Regions from separate parts of the Homo sapiens genome. Here all the other regions are linked to region 1. The links are chromatin loops, found by intact Hi-C in ENCODE. Cell type or tissue: Caco-2. All regions are shown on one strand.

The links. Hi-C counts contacts between places; a loop is a spot of excess contacts. Peaks named below come from ENCODE experiments on the same cell type or tissue, not always from the same donor. Only the 100,000 strongest peaks of a DNase experiment are listed, where the experiment ranks them.
Region 2: it touches region 1 in a loop (10-fold over the local background); 14 of 110 quality-filtered maps call a loop at or near these places.
Region 3: a loop joins it to region 1, with 12 times the contacts of the local background. A loop is called at or near these places in 26 of 110 quality-filtered maps.
Region 4: a loop joins it to region 1, with 13 times the contacts of the local background. A loop is called at or near these places in 31 of 110 quality-filtered maps.

Annotation. Positions count from the first base shown.
Region 1 is chr4:154,777,162-154,782,161 of GRCh38, forward strand. RBM46 (RNA binding motif protein 46) reads left to right here and starts at 4,111. Exons shown (of 5, transcript NM_144979.5): 1 at 4,111-4,275. LOC105377500 (a long non-coding RNA gene) reads right to left here and starts at 4,712. Exons shown (of 4, transcript NR_188451.1): 1 at 4,628-4,712. In Caco-2, a CTCF peak has its summit at 2,393; no DNase peak of the experiment used is centred here.
Region 2 is chr4:154,684,262-154,689,261 of GRCh38, forward strand. The region is part of intron 2 of LOC124900169 (a long non-coding RNA gene); the gene reads left to right. Among named protein-coding and RNA genes, the nearest start is that of LRAT, 57 kb to the right of the region's middle. In Caco-2, a CTCF peak has its summit at 2,699; no DNase peak of the experiment used is centred here.
Region 3 is chr4:154,624,481-154,629,480 of GRCh38, forward strand. LOC124900169 (a long non-coding RNA gene) reads left to right here and starts at 2,482. Exons shown (of 6, transcript XR_007058343.1): 1 at 2,482-2,669. RefSeq lists a silencer at 2,309-2,438. In Caco-2, a CTCF peak has its summit at 2,427 (motif pointing right); a DNase peak (open chromatin) is centred at 2,471; H3K4me3 peaks cover 975 bases.
Region 4 is chr4:154,636,034-154,641,033 of GRCh38, forward strand. LOC124900169 (a long non-coding RNA gene) reads left to right here. Exons shown (of 6, transcript XR_007058343.1): 2 at 296-363. Among named protein-coding and RNA genes, the nearest start is that of FGG, 26 kb to the left of the region's middle. In Caco-2, a CTCF peak has its summit at 1,883 (motif pointing right); no DNase peak of the experiment used is centred here.

The DNA.
Region 1 (5,000 bases):
CTGCATTTGAGAAATGCAAGCAAAGTGCCCTCTTGGGCACCAAACGGGAGTCTCTCTCTGCTTCCTCTGCAGTGACAAATGACAGAGTTGGACTGTCCCAGCTGGAATCATCCAGGGAAGATGCCATCCATGGAGTGCTAAGAGAGAAATGTCATGCCTAAGAAAGTGCTTTGCCTCACACATCCTTCATGGCCAGGTGTACTGAAGTGCCTGAACCAATGCTGGCCCTGTTGTCCTCAACCAAAATAATTTTCTTCATGGAATATATTTATGATGGCTTAAAAAAACTTAAAATGCAATTTAAAAGTTTCTGGGAGAACCAGAGTATCAGAATGAAAGTTAGAAGAGAGGAGTTGGAGATCCAGTATTGCTGCTGACTGGCTCTTTGACTTGGGGCAAGTTAATTTCAGCTTTCCCAGCCAAATGGTTGCTAAGGTGTCTTACAGCTCTAGTTTTCATTGTAACTTGTTACCCAGGGAAGCACACTACCAAACTTATCCAGTGAGATAAGACAGGAAAGATTTAATCACATTCTCTCTCAACCAAAGTTAATCAGTCTTCATTATCAGAAACTTATTTTTTATTACATATATTAGTTTCTTATGTTGTGAGTTAATCCTAGATCTCTCAGAGAAAAATGTGTATTTCCTTTCGCATCACCTATTTCTATTATTGTGGTTTATTTATGTATTTATTTTTAATAATTAGATAAGTGGATCCTGATGTTAACTAACAACTTATACCAATCTGAAAAGGGTTAGCTTTATGAGTACTTCCTTTAGTTTGCCCCTATGTCAACTGAGGCCTTGGTCATGGGTTTGGTCCATATATAGGCCATTAGCTACATGTGAAGAAGATCTCAGGTTCTGATTTGCTGCCTTGGGAAGTGAGGTTGTTAATCATAGGGGGTACACTGACAGGATGTAAATATGGCTCATCACCATAACTGGAAAAAAGCAATGTTAATGCGCCTCTCCCGCCACATATAGTCATCTTGGTGCTGATGCTCACCTTCCAGTATAATGAAAAGTTCAAATTCATCTGTCAGGCAGAATGCATTAAACCAGGATAAGAAAGTAAGGGTCAGTGAATTAGAATAAACATACTTACTACACACATAAAATAAAACAAAACCCCAAATCCACACTTCCAAAACAGGTTTGAGATGACATTTCAATTGAAGATTCACCACATTAAAGAGTTCCTTGTTCCTGAGCGATGTGCTGTAGATCATTAATTCTATAAACATGCAAGTAGCTGCCATGTTTTTGGTGGATCTGTGTCATATCACTGCCACAGTGATAAAGGAAGCTGAAGAAGCTCCAACACATGGAAAATAAACCAGATCACTGCACAGGCTCATTTATATGGAACAGAGGACTAAGTTGGATGTTAAACATTTTAAAGATTTCCCATTGCTTCTCTTTCCTTTGTCAGGGGGTGTATTTTGCAGAATGTATATGAAAATAACTTCTAAGTGATATAAAAGCTTGCATCTTAACTTCTAAGTGATATAAAAGCTTGCATTTTATATGGGGAAAATACATGTATTCAGACTATTTTTAACCACTTGAATTTTGCATCTCTTCCTTTTTTTTTTTTTTTTTTTTGAGACAGGGTTTCGCTCTGTCATCCAGGCTGGAGTGCTGTGGCACGGTCATAGCTCACTGCAGCCTCAAACTCCTGGGCTTAAGTGATCCTCTTGTCTCAGCCTAACTCAAAGTAGTTAGGACTACAGGTGTGTGCCACCACACCCGGCTCCTTCCAATTTTTTATTGATAACTTTTACTTCCCATGTCACACAGTCACTATTATTTCTCTTTCTGGTGTTTGCAGAGATCCCCTTCTATTTTCTCCCTTGTATGCCAAGTATCTTTCGACACTTCTTTTTAGTCACAAACACCTTTACATTGCTTATCATCTTCCTTCTTACTCATTTGGGTCACCTTTTCCCATAAGCTCAAATAATCTTAAAACAAATCCAATTTGGAATCTGTTACTGAAGAATTCTAGCTGATAAAAGTGTTTTGGATCTCTTTCTCTGGGAGCCTTGAGAAATAAAGTTAAAGGTCATTTCTTTAATTGTACATGCAGACAATAGTTTTTATAGCATTTGAAAAGTATACCTATTAATAAACTTTAGGATAATAAAAACTTAGACAAAATCTAACCAAAATGACATACAATGTTAAGTATGGGAAGGGTCTTTAAACAACACTGTCTCATCTATGGCAAGGTTCTATGGTCTGACTGTAATGCCTATTGAGAAGCCCTTGTCTATTTGGTTTTCTTTATACTTGGGGAGAAAAAAGACAAAAAGGGAAACAAGAAAACCAGCAATGTTCAACAACCTTCCAGGCTATTTCCAAGAACAATCTTTGTACCTCACAACATCTCCACCTAGTGACTCCTTAAGGATCTTACAGCCATTCCTAGAAATTACTTGTTTTAAATTGCCACTAATATGCCTAACCTCATTTCAGATAATTTAACCTTAAACACATGTATTTAGAATTAATTACTAGGAATTGAGAAGGTACCGACATGAAAATGAAGAATGAGGAGAATCTTTTTCTGGAGAAATAAAAGAGCAGCAAAAAATAGTAATCAATATAACAATCACAGTTCCCGAGGTACAGAATTGGTGACATGTCAAACAAAGCCAACTAGATCTATCAGTCTAGGTTTTCTAGTTGCTTTATTTTGAATGCATACATCTTATATAAAATGACACTTGTATTCATTGACTAAAGGGCAGACGGCTTACAAAAAATATTTGTTGAGCTTCCAGTGTGCATCAAGTACTATGCCAAGTTTTCTACTTGTTTCTGGACGTATTTTGAGACAGTATAGTATAGCAATTATGTCTGTAGGTTTCAAACTGGAGCCACTTACTTGCTATATGACTTTGCCCAAACTACTTAAGGTTTCTGCATCTGTTTCCCCGTCTGCAAAGTAGGGCTAGTAACTTTACCAAAGTTACTGTGAGAATTAAATGAAAATATGAAAAGTCCTTAGGATTGTTTCTGGCATCTGGCTCAATATTTGGTAATATCATATATTATTTTATTCTCACAATCCCCACTTTAAACAGGGTCTGTCTGGCTCCAAAGTCCCTGCTAATTCCTCACTGTTGTAGTATATTTAAAAATTAAAAATATACTTTAACAAAATTTAAATTGGTAGACATTCATTAGTTCCTTGAATATATGGAGAAAATACATTAGGAGTTAATGTGGAAGAAATCACCTTGAGGTTGGGAATAAGGAGATCTGTGTTACTCGGTGAATATTCTGGGCATGAAGTTCCTTGTTAATTAGAGAATCAACATGAGCTAGGTTCTTTATTGTCTAATATTCCATGAATCTAATATTATCTATACATAAATAGTTGGTTCCTAAAGGTGGTTTTTTCTTTCCTTGTCTGCATTTAATTTCGAGCTGTCTTCAAAGGAAGCAAAACTGAAGTTATGCATACCGAATGCCAAACAACCCTATCTGTGAAAGTTGGTTTTACAAGAGCATAGAACCCAGTTCGGCAGTTCGCCTCTGCCAAATGTCCCTGCAAGCTGATTAGTGGTAGCGTCAAGCCTATCGCTAGTTCTCCTCATCTAACCCATTTTCTTAGTCATTGTCATTTAAACCACTTATACTTTATACTTCTAGTCCTATTTGCAAATCCATCTTTTAGCTTTATAACCCACCTCCCCCTAGCCCTTAATTTCAAAGGTCCACCGGATATATGTGGTTGTTTTGCGCCAAACTAGCAGTTTACAAGAAAACTACATCAAACAAGAAAAAGAACCATTACGATGCATCTATGTTTTCCCTTAAGTGCGGAATTTCACACTGCAGCCCTCGTCTTCAAACACCTAAACAATGCACCTAGGACCTTCATTTATTATTCCGTGCCCACCCACACCCTAAAAATCGCTCTCTTCACCCCAATTGCTCGAAATGCCTGTCACTCCAAGCACTTTGACTAGCCCAAGAGCCTCATTTAAACTTTAGCCCCACTCTCTCCTCCTCGCCCCGCCCCGAAGCTAATCCCTGATTGGATGAGGCACCACTCCTCGTGGGGCTGCTTAGGCCACCGCGCGCGCTGCGCGCTGGGAAACGAGTGGAGACACGAGGACCAGCGCGAGCGGTCCCGGTGGGCTACCCTCCCCCTGCGACGACCCCCCCTCGCTCTGACCGACTGGTCCCCTAAACGGTGGCGGCGGTTTTTGGTCGTTGGGCCCCGGGATTTAGGACCAACATTTGAAGACCCGAAGGGGTGAGGAGGGGAAAGGGGAAACGGGGTCACTACCAGACCACTGCTAACGGCTGGATAGTGCCCGGCTCACTCTCACGCCGAATACACAGTGGGGGCTGGCGGCGGTGGCTGCGGGGTTCACCCTCGTCCTTCCCCAGCCCCGTCGAGCAGTGGGAGGGCAAGTGTCCGAGACGCTGCTTCCTGCCCCGGCAGCATCCGGCCAGAAGGCGCCCTCGCCGTCACCCAGGCGCTGCATGGTGAGGGCCCAGCGGCCAGTCTCTTTGGGGCGTCTGGCGGCCTCTTCCGCCCCGCGGCGCCCTGCGCTCTCCGCCTTATTTCCGCTCTCCCCCGCTGCCTTCCGGCCGCTTCCCACCTGTGCTGCATTTCGTGTTATTTTCCTGACACGCTTACGCCGACGACCAACGACCGCTGCAGGCCCGGGCCGCTGCCTGGCCGTTGTAGGGTCCGCGCGTCCCCTGGAGGCTTTGGACGCCGTCTGGGGCGTCCCGACGGCTGGGTGAGATTCAGCAGTCTGGTTTCAGAATTGAATTCAGGCTGGGTGAGCTTTAGCGGGCTCCTAGTCGTTTGCGTGGAGTTCTAGCCGGGACTGAGCCTCGAACTTTACTTTGCCTTTGTCTCCCTGTTTCTTCCCCGAGTACCTCGTGTGTGCTGGGCTGTGGGCAGTGGGAGGCCGCGGGTGCACAGGGAAGATAGCTCGCCTCTCCCCCGACACACGGACGGCAGCA
Region 2 (5,000 bases), 93 kb before region 1:
CATAAACATTTTATAATAGTTACTTACAGTTTTCTGTTCAGTTTTCCATGGGCAAGGAAAACTTGGGATGACAGAGTAGAAAGAATAGGAAGCAAGAGTGATAAACAGAAGTCTGAATGATGTAATTTGTTATTAGAATAAATTATCAGCAGGACAGAGTTCAAGCAGAAGCTTTCCCATGAGGCATGTAACATTTCTAAAAGGCATCAACATCAATTGGTGAAGAATTAATTCAGAAAGTGGAGGTTGGCTAGGGTCATGTAATCAGAGAGTGAGTGCAGATTTGAGGGTGGAGGCTGCGCAGCTGGCAAAAGGCTGGGCCAGCTTCCCGCAGGCAGGTGAAGGGAACAAGAGGGAGATAGCATGTGTGGAAGAAGCTGGGAGGAATGATTTTCTTTACATGTTTACTTTCTAAGCTTTTAAAAGGCATGCACATAGTACAGATTCAAACAGACAACAGAAAATCGAATGAGAATTAAGTCAGCTTTTCACTCCAACTCCCAGTCGCTGATTCCCCTCCCAAGGGCCAACACTGTCTTGCAAATCCTTCCAGAGGTACTCTACGCATGGACAAGCATTTATGTGCAGTTCTTCCTTTTTTTTTTTTTTTTTTACCCAAAAAGTAGCATTCTATACAATGCTTCCACTTTTTACATAGGTGGCATGCAAGGCATACCATTCTACACTGTGCATTCCTAACCAAATAGAGTATAGACTTCATTCCTCTTAATTCCCTTTTAAGAGCCACATTATATGCAGATGTGCCTGTCTCCAGCTGATGGACATTTAAGGTATTTGGTCCTGGACAGAGAACTTGGAGGTTGTAGGACAGGAATAAGAGGGAGATAATTTTTAATGTATACTACTTTCTTGACTTTGATAATGTGTATGTAGTTTGCATATTCAAGGGGAAAAACATTCGAAGAGTCAAAATATAGTCACATGCCCCCTTTGCTTAACTACCTTCTGTAAATTTTTTTACTGTGAGGATAAACCCAGTCCAGACCTACATGGCCTGCTTGGGCGGGCCTGTCTGTCTCCCCAGAGCCTTTTGGGGACTTTGCCCTGGTCCCCACACTCCAGCCCATCTTTCAGTTCTTCTAACATGGACTCTTTTTCACCTCAGCAGTGAGAAAGCTCATGCACTTTTGTATTCTCCCTGCTCCCTGAACCGCTTATTTCCTTTACTTACTCTCTTTTTGGCCTGCAGGGAAAAGTTCTCCAATCTAAATTGGGTCCCCTTATTAGTTTCTGTCATAGAACGATGAAATTATTTATTGATATGTCTGGATTTTAGTCTTTGCTGTGGGTACCACTTTTTACTTCATTGGTCTGGGGTAGTGGGAGAAACATTTTGTTGAGATTCAAGAAATCTGAATTCTGATCCTACCACTGCATGGCATGACTGCGGCCTTCAGCAAATCACTTACCTTCCCTGGCTTCAATTTTCTTACCTGTAAAATGAGAAAAACAGACTGGTTGATTTCTAAGGCCCTATAATTTGTGGTATTAGAACACTGTGAATACATAGGATAAAGTGAAATACATATAAATGTTGAATGCTAGTATACTCTTTATATAACATGGAATGCATTTAAATATTGAATGCTTGTATAAAAGTATTTTATGTTACAAATGGATGTTTAATTTCTTTCTTCAGAGTTACATAACTTTATGATTATTCCTTACAGAATAGTTTCCTAATTTCTCCCCTAACTTTTACAAATGTGTCAAATCCACAGATACCCAGACAATATTCAAAGATAAACTTAATATACAGACTAGTATATTCTAATATGCCAATACCCAGACAACATTCAAAGATAAACTTAATATACAGACTAGTATATTCTAATATGCCAAACCCTAATTTTCTTATAATGCCCTCCTTGCAATATTTTTATAAGGCATTTATAATTTTTTATTATTGTGGATCCATATTAGTTGTACATATTGATGGGGTACGTGTGATATTTTGATACAAGCATGTAACATGTAATAATAAAATCAGGGTAGTTAGGATATTCATCACCACAAGCATTTATTATTTGTGTTAGGAACTTTCAATTCCATTCTTTTAGTTATTTTTAAATATACATTAAATTATTATTAACTATAGTTGCAGTATTGTGCTACTGAACACTAGATCTTATTTATTCTATCTAACTGTATTTTTGAACCCCCTAACCAACCACTCTTTATCTCCTGCCTCCCAACTACCCTTCCCAGGCTCTGGTAACTATCATTCTATTCTCTATCTCCATGAGTTCAATTTTTTTAACTCCCACATGAGTGAGAACATGCGATGTTTGTCTTTCAATGCCTGGCTTATTTTGCTTAACATAATGTCATCCAGTTTCATCCATGTTGCTACAAATGACAGGATTTTATTCTTTTTTACAGCTGAATAGTATTCCATTGCCTTCTTCCATTCATCTGCTTATGGACACCTAGGTTGATTCCATATCTTGGCTATTGTGAATAGTGCTGCAGTAAACATGGGTATGTAGATATAGCTTTGATATTCTGATTTCCTATTTTTGGATATGTACTTAGCAGTGGGATTGCAGGATCATAGGTAATTCTATTTTTAGATTTTTGAGGAACCTCTAAGCTATTCTCCTTAGTGGCTCTACTAATTTACCTTCCTACCAGCACTGCATGAGGGTTAAGGCATTCTTTCTATCTAGAGTCTATAATTTGAGTTATTAGCTCATACAGTTATTTCTCATTCTTGTTTTTTATTAAATTCTAGAACCACTAGAGGGTGTATATGTTCAGAGAGAACAAAAAGTTCATTTTTTTTCTACTCTCGACATAAAGAGCTCATGTGAAAAGTTTCTGTTTGAGGAAAAGACTAAAAATATCTGATTGCATTTTGGTTTTTGGAGCAATGGGAAATTCTCATCAAAAAAGCAACCAAAAAAAAAAAAAGACTTTTTGCAACACATTTTAAGATTTTTGTTTTCTGTTAAAATAGGTAATTCTACAAAGTGAATACTTAAATTGAAAGAATGTATCCAATAAATACTATTCAATTCAGTAAATGTGATGAAAATTGTCTGCCTTCTTAGCTCTTTCAGCTTTCTCGGCTCTAAGAATAATTTGCTCCCATTCCATAAGAATTTTTAATTGTAAAAGTATTCCTTCCTTTACTGATTCCTACTTAAAAATTCTGGACACTGTTTTAACTTGTATTTTCTGAAGAGCTAATAGTGCCTTATATTAGAAAATTAACCCTCTGTTATAATGGACTGCACAGGGTTATATTATAATAACTTAGCAAACTACTATATTGTGAGAAGGAAATTGCTTTGTGTATTCTTTTTTCTTCAGCTCTTGGTCTGACAGCAGCTGTTGAAGGGTGTCCAAAAGTATTTCTGATGATAAGCTAAAGTCAGTCTTTCACATCTAAGTCTTTCCCCTTAGATAGTTGGCTGGATAAAGGTGAGAGCAGGCAGGTGTAGGGGTTGGAGGCCTGTGGTTCTGGCACATCTTGTTTATTAACTCTCCTGAGCTCACTGGGGGTTCTATTTTTTTTTTTTTTAAGAGACAGGGTCTTGTTGTGTTGCCCAGGCTGAAGTGCAGCGGCTGCTCACAGATGCAGTCATTGCACACTACAGCCTCGAACTCCTGGGCTCAAGAGATCCTCCCACCTCTGCTTCCTGAGTAGCTGGGACTACAGGCATGCATGAACACACCTGGTTTTCTGTCATGATTCTTGAACATTAAGCTTGACTTATCTGAGAATCACCTGTATTGATCCTGGATAAATCAACAGGTTAATTGGTCCCTGGGGTTAAAGTTCTCATGAGATAAGTGGCTTTTCTAGCAAATAACATAATCGGGCTGAGCTAATCTATTTTTCCAACCACTAATGTACAAGTGGGAAAATCTGATTCAATGACAACTAAAGGTGGCTTATTTAGCATCATATAAAATTAGAGAAAGTTGATCAACTCACTTAGGTGAGTATTTCTTCTACCAGGATCCCTAGTTCAGACAGTTTCTCTGGGTGGTTCTTTTTGTTTCTAGTAAGTGAAGCAAACTCTTATACTTAAGTGAACTTTTCTTGCTGCTTTGTGTTCTATCCTTTTGAGATAAGATATGATATGTTTAGATTTCTGGATTCCAGTATGTATTGGCATCTGTTTAGTCAGGAATACATGGATTCTCTTTCCGTCTAAAAGTCAGATTAGGCAGAAAATGGCCTCAAAAGAGTTGTCTATCTTGTTTATTCCTTTCCCTCCAGAGCCCTGTATGAGAAGGGTCTCACACCCCCCGCACCACTCCTCCAGAACTGCCCAGGCAAGGTCCTCCATAACCTTCATTTTGCTTAATACTATGGTCTATTATTGTCATCATCTTAAATCCTGAGCATAATTTGACACAGTTGGGCACTCCTCCCCTCCTTTACGTACTTTCTCAACTTGGTTTCCAAGGCACTGCCTTTGCGTGGATGTCTTCTACCTCATTATCTGATCCTCCACCCCCTCCTTTTCCTGACTTCTATACATTGCGATGCCTCAAGACATGGCCCTTTTTCCTCTCTTCTTTGCTAGCTGCTGTCACTCCCTGGATGATCTGATCTTATTTTTTGCCTTTAAATACCACCTATATGCCAATGGCTCTCCAATTTATTCTTCCAGCTTCTATGTGTCCCTTGAACCCCAAGCTCATATACCAGCTGTGTACTTAGCAACTCCATCTGGGTGCCTGGTCAACATTTCAAACTTAACACGTCCCAAACTAAACTGCAATTCCACCCCCATCCAACCAGCTCCCTGCCTTTTCTCAGCAAATGGCAGCTCCAAGCCAAAAATCTTCCTGTTATCCCTGACTGCTCTTTTTTTTTTTTTTTCTCATGCCCTGGATACATGATAGCTGTGCCCGTATCTTCAAAATAAGCCAAGCATCTGACTACTTCTTATCACCTCCTCTCTTGCTACTCTGGTTCTAGCTGCCATCATCTCTGGCTTGAATGACTGTGATAATCTCTT
Region 3 (5,000 bases), 150 kb before region 1:
ATATGATGTATATATGAAAGGGAGTTTATTAAGGAGAACTGACTCTCATAATCACAAGGTGAAGTCCCACAATAGGCCATCTGCAAGCTGAGGAGCAAGGAAGTCAGTCTGAGTCCCAAAGCCTCAAAAGTAGGGAAGCCGAAAGTGCAGCCTTCAGTCTGTGGCCTAAGGCCTGAGAGCCCCGGCAAACCACTGGTGTAAGTCCAAGAGTCCAAAAGCTGAAGAACTTGGAGTCCGATGCTCTAGGGCAGGAAGCATCCAATACGGGAGAAATATGAAGGCCAGAAGACTCAGCCATTCTATTCCTTCCACATTCCTCTGCCTGCTTTCATCCTAGCTGCGCTGGCAGCTGATTGGATGGTGCCCACCTACATTGAGGGTGGGTCTGCCTTGCCCAGTCCACTGACTCAAATGTTAATCTCCTTTGGCAACACCCTCGCAGACACACCCAGGATCAATGCTTTGCATCCTTCAATCTAATCAAGGGGCTGGATTTGTTTAACCATCACACAAGGGGCTGTTTTTGTTTTTGTTATTGTTTAAGAGATGAGCTCTCCCTCTGCCGCCCAGGCTGCTGTGCTGTGGCACAATTAAAGCTCACTGCAGCTTAAAACTCCTGTTCTCAAGCAATCCTCCCACCTCAGCCTCCCATGTAGCTGGGACTACAGGCATGCATCACCACGCCCAGCTAATTTTTTAAATTTTTTAGTTTTGTAGAGATAGGGTCTCACAATGTTGTCCTGTTAGTTGCCTAGATTGGTTTCAAATTCCTGGCCTCAAGCAATCCTTGGACTCCCCAAATGCTGAGATTATAGGCAAAAGCCACCAAGCCCAGCTGGGCTCACTAATTGAAGGTTATGAAAGCATCACACCCTTTTTAGGCAATCCCTTCTCCCTCTGTATGGCTGAATGTAGGAAAAAAGTATCTCCCTCCCATGGTTAGTTAAGGATCAGACTCACTTGTTCTAATCTTGCCTGTACAAGTTAGTAGCTCTGTGTTCCTGGACTATTAGTTAGCCTCTCTGTGCCTGTTTCCTTTTATCAGACTGACTTCCTTGCTCCTCAGCTTGCAGATGGCCTATTGTGGGACTCACCTTGTGATTATGAGAGTCAATTCTCCTTAATAAACTCCCTTTCATATATACATCATATATACATCTATCCTATTAGTCCTGTCCCTCTAGAGTACCCTGAATGATCCACCAGGCTGTCGGGGCTTAAATTCCAGCTTTATAACTTACTTCTAGCTGTGTGACCTTAGGAAATGTTCCTGCTTCTTTGTCTCAATTTCCTCAATTGTAAAAAGGGAATAATATTATTACCCATCTTATAGGGTTGTTTTGTCTAATGTGTTAATAAATGTAAACATTTAAAACATTACATAAGAGCTGATTTTACTATTATTATAAAAAAGCTCTTAAAACAGTTTCTGGTCAGCATTAAGAACTCAATAATTGTTAATGGTTAATATTAGTCATGTAACTACCCAGATAATCCATAAACTGTATTAGTCATCCTGTTAAGAAGCAAGGCCTGGTTTGTCTTCTTCCTTTTATTATACAATTTTACTGCTTCTAATTTAAACTCTTGCCTCCCTAAGTTCAATCCAGGAAGAGAGTCAGGATTAAAGGACTAGAAGGAAAGACAAGAGTGCTGATGGAAACAAAACTACTCAAATATAGGTGTTAAAGAGAGAGAAAGAGACAGAGAGGGAGACAGAGAGAGAGAGAGAGAGAGAGAGAGAGACTTTGTCAGCTAAAAATTAACTAGACTGTCAGCTCCTGCGTCTTCTGCATCCCTCTCAGAACCTGGAAAAAAATATTTGCAGTGGTCCTGATGTCCGCAGCAGGCCTTGCTCCGATGGTTTTGCAGAGTAGCAAGTGAAGATTTCCAAAAGGCGGAAGAGCGGGATAAGAGAAGAAAAAGAGATAGATAAGCTAGCACAGGAACAAGGCTCAGAGCAGGAAAGTTACCAGGACAGAACAGGGAGGGACTGACTGTCACAGGGCAGGGAGCAGGAGGAAAGAAGCCACTTTTCAGTGAAAGGTATTTGTAATTACAAGAAAGCCAGGTTCTTCAGGGCCCTGGAGAAACAGAAATACAATTCCCTGGCTTCTGGGGAGAGCACTTAGGGGCTCCTATATCCTCATCCCTTTGGATTTTCCCTTCTCAAACGCCAGAATTTGGAAAAGGGTGGGGAGGGTCTTTAAATTATTTGGCACAAACTCCGAAAAAGTGGAGAGGCTGTGAGCCAGCCACCCTCCGACTAGGTTTTGTGGTGATGGTTGCTGAAATCACTTGCGCACAGGATGACAGGAGCTGGGAACCTCAAGGTAGGTGAGCCTGCCAAGACGCGGGTCCGGGACTCGGCTGGGGCGCAGATGGAGCCCGCCCGGTAGGGGGTGTGCGGAGCCCTGTTTTCTGGGCTCCGGCCCCCAGCCCAGCCCAGCCGCCGCAGGAGCGCTCGGCCAGTAGGTGTCTCTGCTCCTCGGGCGGCCTTGAGCAGTGCCTAACGTTGAGCGTGAGGCTCGTGCTCCGGGTCTCGCGGGCGGCCGCCTCGGGCGTCGAGTCCCGGAGATTGGACAGACACCAGAGCCTGGGGACCGCGGAGTGACCGGGTGGGGCTGGAGGGCGGCGCCGCGCCTTCTGGGGAGACGCGGAGGTATCAGGTAATCCCCCGGCGGCCTGCGCCAGGCAGTCATGCCCACCCGAGCCCTGGGACCTTTTTCACCTCCTCTTTCCAGGGAGGAAAGGCGGCAAGGGAGGCGCGAGGAGTTAGTTGCAGCCCTGGAGGCAGACACTGAACTCCAAGATAATGCCACTTGGACTCTGAAAGTGGGCTCTTCTCTACCACGCGATCCAGCTTAGCTTTTACCTTTTCTCTAGAGGTAGAGAGGGCCGGGTGCCAACTCCTTGCTCAACTTCTCACTGGAAAAGTGGCTGCCTTCCTCCGTCTCCCTCCCCTGGGCTCCGGCCAGGGGAGCAAGGCCTGCTGTGGACATGAGGAACTCCCTGCCCTGTCCTGGTAACTTTCCTATTCTGCACCTTCGCTTTGCTAGCTTGTCTACCTCCTTCTTTTCGCTAGCTTATCTACCTCCTTCTCTTCTTCGCTCTTCCTCCCACTGGAAATCTTCACTTCCTAGTCCGCAAAACCGTCCAGCGGAGGTTTGCAACAGAGTCGGCTCTTGGAATCATAGCCCTCTTAGGTTGGTGGTGGTTGTGGATTAGAGGGCAGCAGTAGGGACGATTAAAAGTAGTTTTTAATACTTAAATGGTTTAGGGCTTTCCTGTGCCTTTGTTCTGCCTAAACATTAGTTTGATTTACTAAAATCCTCTCCTACCCCATTTCTGGCATTTGGTAAAGAAACCAAGTGAAGGTAATCAGGCCTCGGGTATTTATGTATGTAGAAATCATCTAGCAAAATAGAACGAATAGATCATTTCTTTTGAGGGGCCGTAAACTTTTTTGTATGTTGAAGTGTGTTTTGATACTTGGGTGTTCCCTTGTTGCTGTGGCTGCCTGTTTCATTTGATTTGAGGGCCTTTGAGCATTGTCTGTCATTGACATTCTACTACTGAAGTTTATTCCTTTTGTTTAAAGTCTTAATATTCTTTTCCAGTCCCCCTAATGAATCACGGTTACCATGAGAAGGATGACCTCATGTTATTGAAGAAAAGTCCTGGTCTGAGATTCAGGAAACAAGATTCAGATGGCTTGTGTCCAGTGTTTAGTTCTGGACCCATTTCTGGGGCTAAGTGGCTATGTGATTTTGGTTGTTCAATTTATTTAACTTCTCAGAACCTTGGTTTTCTCATTTCAGGGAATCTGGGACCAATAACCCCCATCCATTGTTATATGACTGCTAAATTCAGTCTTCAATTCTTGGCTGTCTTCTTCCTTGATTACCAGTGGCATTTAACCAAAGTGATCATTGTCTCCTTGAAATACTTTCTACTTGAAGTCTCATGAGGTCTTCCTCCTTCCTCCTTGCCCACTACTTCTCAGTCTCCTTGACTGGTTCCTCCTCAACCCTAAAAGCTAAAGTTTGATGTGTACTAGGCCTCTTCTCTGACTCCATCCTCTCTAAGTGCTCTCCATCTATGACATTTAACATCACCATCTTGGAAGAATCCCACACTTATGCCTCCAACATGGACTTGTCCTCCTCTAAAATCCATACTCAGGTATCCAGCTGCCTTCTTGACATCTTCATAGGCATCTCAAAAGTAACATGTTCAAAACAGAACTCCTGATCTTTACCCCAAATCTGATTCTTCCCAAGTCTTGTTCACCTCATTAAATGGAATCCCTATCTTTCCATGCTCGAGCCAAAATCTTTGCAGTCAAACTTGATGTCTACCATCAGCCTAGTCCACACCTGCATCTCTCTAGTTGATCTATATCAATAGCCTCTGATCTAGTCATCCTAGTTGCTCTCTTGCACTCCCAAAGTTTTTTTTCTGCACACAGCTGCAAGAGTACCTATGCAGGAGAATCATATCCCTCATTGGATGAAAACTTCCCAATGGTTTATCTCATTTAGAGATCTACAAAACTGATTTAGTTTCCTCTTCTTTTCTGGTCTTATCTATTTCTACTCTCCCTTTTGCTCACCAACACTGCAGGCACGTTGGTTTCCCAGTTATGACTACAATATGCCAAGCACATCCCTGTCTTGGGAACTTTGCACATACTTGCCCCTCGGTGTGGAACACTCTTTCCCCAGACAGTGCATGGCAAGCACTTCACTTCCTTCAGGTCTCTACTCATTCAAATATTATCATATCAAAGACGCTGTCCCCTGACCACTCTACATCCAGTAGCCACAATTCTATGGGATTCCTCTTGGTATTATTCTTTTAACTGAGACAGGGTCTTGCTTTGTCACCCAGGCTGGAGTGCAATAGCATGAACATAGTTCAAGGCAGCCTCAAACTCCTGTCTAAAGCAATCCTCCTGCCTCAGTCTCCCAAGTAGCTGGGACTACAGGTGTGTGCCA
Region 4 (5,000 bases), 140 kb before region 1:
GCTAATAGATCACAAAAGAGAAGTGGTTACTTTGTTTAGTTCCTTTAAAGCCCAATTTTTTCACTTTGGTGGTAATGAAAGTTTAGTGCATCTTGAACATAATACCAGATCTTTCCATCAATTGATTATATTTCAAATTCACATAGGATTAGTTCATATCAAACAACATAAATATTACAATTTCTTAATGTTCATTATGGCCTTGGAAACATTAAAAGGTTGACTAGTCTGCATTATTGCCTTTGATAGCCAAATATATTTTATAGTGAATAATACATTTCTTTTTATATTTTAGGACCTGGGCTATGCTCCTGATTTTATACAGACTGCCATGGCTCCAGATATAAAAGACCAAATAAAAAGGTAATTTGAAAACTATTTTTCATATGGATTATCTTAATTTTTTGTATTCAGTAGAATGTCAGATTTTAAGATAGAATCTCACACACACACACACACACACACACACACACACTTAGTAAAACTGTTTGACTTACATAGTCACAAAAAGTAAATAACTTGATGAACCTTTAAAAGGCCTTTAATAGACACATGCACACATATGTTTATTGCAGCACTGTTTACAATGGCAAAGTCATGGAACCAACCCAAATGCCCATCAATAATAGACTGGATAAAGAAAACGTGGTATGTATATACCATGGAATACTATGCAGCCATAAAAAAGAATGAGTTCATGTCCTTTGTGGGGACATGGATGAAGCTCGAAGGCATCATCCTCAGCAAACTAACACAGGAACAGAAAACCAAACACTGCATGTTCTCGCTCATAGGTGGGAGTTGAACAATGAGAACACATGGACACGGAGGGGAACAACACACACCAGGGCCTGTTGTGGGGTAGGGGAAAAGGAGAGGGAACTTAGAGGTCGTGTCAATAGGTGCAGCAAACCACCATGGCACAGGTATACCTATGTGACAAACCTGCATGTTCTGCACATGGATCCTGGAGCTTAAAGTAAAATTTTTTTTTAAAAAAGGGCTTTATTGGCCAGGTGCGGTGGCTCACGCCTGTAATCCCAGCACTTTGGGAGGCTGAGGCGGGCGGATCATGAGGTCAGGAGATCGAGACCATCCTGGCTACCACGATGAAACCCCGTCTCTACTAAAAATACAAAAAAAAAAAAAAAAAAATTAGCTGGGCATGGTGGCGGGGGCCTCTAGTCCCAGCTACTTGGGAGGCTGAGGCAGGAGAATGGCGGGAACCCGGGAGGCGGAGCTTGCAGTGAGCCAAGATCGCGCCACTGCACTCCAGCCTGGGTGACACAGCGAGACTCCGTCTCAAAAAAAAGGGCTTTGTTAGTTGCCTTGTGGTTCTGAGGAAAGAAGGCGGTTGCCATTATGTGAAAGAATTTTTAGAAATACAAAGCCACTTTTAATGCCCCAGCATTTTGGGGGATGATTTCCAGTTGGAGAAAGTTAGAACTGAACTGTTTGCTCTCTGGCACTCTGGATATCCTGTGACTCAGGACGAATCATTTTATGATGACTCCCGGGAGTTAGTGTGAAACTTGAGGCTATGAAACCAATCAAAGCAGCTTCCCAAACTAGAACCAAATCCAGGACTCTGGCCTCATTATCACAGTGGTTTGATTTATTGAGCTAATGAAGAAAGTCTTTTGTAATTGAGTACTGAATATCATATGGTGTTACTGAATATCTCCTTTTGAAGTACTGAAAATGTACTTCTGCTTAAGAAGGATCAATTCCTTAGAACGTGCTGTTGTTTTAGATCTACATGAGGAGCTTTGAATAATTAACAGTCTGGATGTTGTTGCTATGTACGACTTAGTTTTATTAATGACACATTTCAGAATGCACCATAGAGTTGGAAGGGCTGTCTTTAAAATACCGTTATCATCCAGGAGGGGGAGGTATATCTTCTTTTAAGAAGTCAATTGCCCAGAAAAAAGAATAAAACTAGTTATACTATCTTGCAAAAAAAGAAAGCAAAGCTTCATTTGAAAAAGTAAATTTTGTCAAATTTGCAAAACTTCTTATAAAATCACCAGAATTGTTGCTAAATTTTCTATTTGTATACTATCTTTCACTTTTTTTTTTCTATTTGTATACTATCTTCACTGAGATGTGAGGAAACCCTCACATGTCAGTTAATCCACATTTATACTGCTCTTGCTATGTATGTATGTGCCAAATATAGAGCTGGACATCACAGGGCACAAGCAGTGTTCAAGTCACCAGTGCCTCATAGATGAGAGGGTGGAAATAGGAACAGGTTAGGGGGAGGAAATTATATTCAATAAAGGTACCTGTTGAAACTATTATTGGGAAGTATTTCTGTAAACAGGGTGAGAATGGTGTCAACCTAAATTGAGCAACAGGGATTAATTCTCAAGCTTATTAGGGAATAGCAAGGAACTGCAATCAACATAATACATAATACATGCCTGCTATGGAGGACCATAAGGGTATCCGAGGGAGTTGGGAAAAAAAGGAAGCTTTTAAAGGCAAAAAGATATCCATGTACCTGTTTTGAAATAAAGACCACTGGCTACAGGTCTTTTTACATGCAGTGGCATTTGCTCATTGGTGGTACTGGCTGTTGGTAGGAGAGAGTTTTCATAGAAGTGGCTTAACTGGAAATTTCCAGTTGAGGAAGTCATTTCTGGCAGTTCCTGGTGCAGGCACACATGTGTGAGGGCCCTTCCTTCATGGCCTCCCACTGCATTTTGTTAGGGTTTGACATAAGTGACTCCGTTTTGGGTACTGACAATTTTCACAGGAGTTCTATTCAATAGAAGTAACAGTAAGAAGGTTGAGAATGGATATAAAGGAGAGTAGGATTGAGCTTTAGGGAACCCCTGGAGAGAGGAGAAATGGTAGCAGCTAAGGAGATAACAAATGGGAGAGGATACCAGGTGCGGTGGCTCGTGCCTGTAATCCCAACACTTTGCGGGTTGGAGGCAGGCTGATTGCTTGAGCCTAGGAGTTCAAGACTAGCCTGGGCAACATAGCAAGACACCTTCTCTACCAAAAATGCAAAACTTAGCTGGAACCATGGTGCATGCCTATAGTCCCAGCTGCTAGAGAGGCTGAGGCGGGAGGATCGCTTGAGTCCAGGAGTTTGAGGCTTCATTGAGCTAGGATTGCATCACTGCACTCCAGCCTGGGTAACAGAGCAAGACTTTGTCTCTTAAAAACACACACACACATGAGGGGAGGGAGGTGAACCCTGGAAGAAGTGGGAAGAATCTGGATGATCACAGGAACCCTGGAAGGAGGGAGTTTTAAGAAAGTAGTGGTGCTGGGGGAGGAGGCTAGGAGGATAGAGTGAGTTCACATGGACCTGAATAGGTTTAGGAGAATGCACACAGAGAAAAAGATTTTGTATTTGATTAGAAAGAGTACTAGTGGGTATAAATTCTAATTATAGACACTTAGTAACCATTCTTTGGCCAGTTGATAGAAGTGGTTTAGTAGAACATTTAAGTCCATATAGAGCTTGATGCAGCAGATGACAGCAGACAAGGAGCAGGAAAAGCAGGGTTTCCATCTTGCCTCTGTCACTAACAAGCTGCATGACCCTGGTTGAATCACTCGTCTCTCCTCTCCTTAATTGCTTCATCTATAAATGAAGTTTCTTAAATTGATGTCCAAGGATGAGCTTCAGAGATTCTGAGATGTCTGAAATTATAAGCTAAAAAAAAAGGGGGTTTTCCCTCTAGGGAGAAGGTCTATAGTTTTGATCAGATCCCCCAAAGTGATAATGCATCCTAAAAAGTTAAGGACTACTGGATTAGGTGATCATTAAAGTCCTGCTTAGTATACAATATCAGGAATTTTTAATCTCTGACTTTCGTTTCTCTATTGTATTCCATATGGCCTGTCTCCCAAATCACTCTCAGAGACCACTCTAAGGATTAGATTTTCTGAAATGTAATTGACTGTATCAGTCATCCCCAGGGGATTATTTAGAAAATCCAGGCAATTTTTAAAATTAAAGTTAATCATTTCTTTAGTAGTCCACAGACATTTTCATTAGGACACAACCTTTATATCACTATTTATATCATTTACTAGCCATGCATCTAATGATCATAAACACCAGAAGTGGCTGTAGCCACTTAAACACATGTGGATGTCATTGCCTTTAGTGTTTTCCCTCCAAAAGGAAAAAAAATTGGGAAGAAAAAGCAGTTTATTGAATGTAAACTGGTGACTGAGCTCCCATCAGAGTGATTGCTTTGGTGGTTCTCTTCTGGCAGGCATGTAAGCTCTTAGCAGTAGAGGGGTACTGAGCCCCCAAGTATGCTGCTGCCCTTCATAAGATGGCCAGGAAGGCCGGTGTGGATTTGAATACAACAGTTATCACTGTAGATAATGTCATGGGGGATGTTATTGACATTTATATTATATGCTTCTAAGCAAGAAGCCATCCTGCCATGTAATATACAATTATGATCATTTAATTTGGTGTAATTAATAGATAAATCTTAGGATTGAGCTCTAGAAATCCCTTTCAGGTCTCTTGTTACTTTATAAAATCTGGTGTGTCAGCTGCCTTTACTGGTTAATGATTTATGTCTATAAACCACCTATGTGGATGGTATTCAAGATGTATTGTTTCACTGAAAGCAATGTTTAAAATAACTCTGGACATTTCTAATTCACACAGAAGGTTAAGCTGAAATTGTGCTTCTTATAAATCATAAAGTTATTTAGCACAATCTGTTATCCACCTTTCTCATCTTACCATCATTTGGTTCTAACTGATGGATTTTGCTGCAAGTGATACATTCTACGTGTCACAACAGAAAGGGAAATGAAGTTAATAAATACTTTTATTAACACTTCAGTTTGAAAAGCTAAATGTTGAAGGCAAGTGTCATACTTTTCCTTGGAGCTGTTTCTTTAGCACCGTCTTTAGCTCCCAGTGAAATGCAAGAGGTGGAAAATCCCACCTGTGAAATCCAAACACAGTTCTTGCTGGTCATGGATATTTGCAATATTGGTATGAG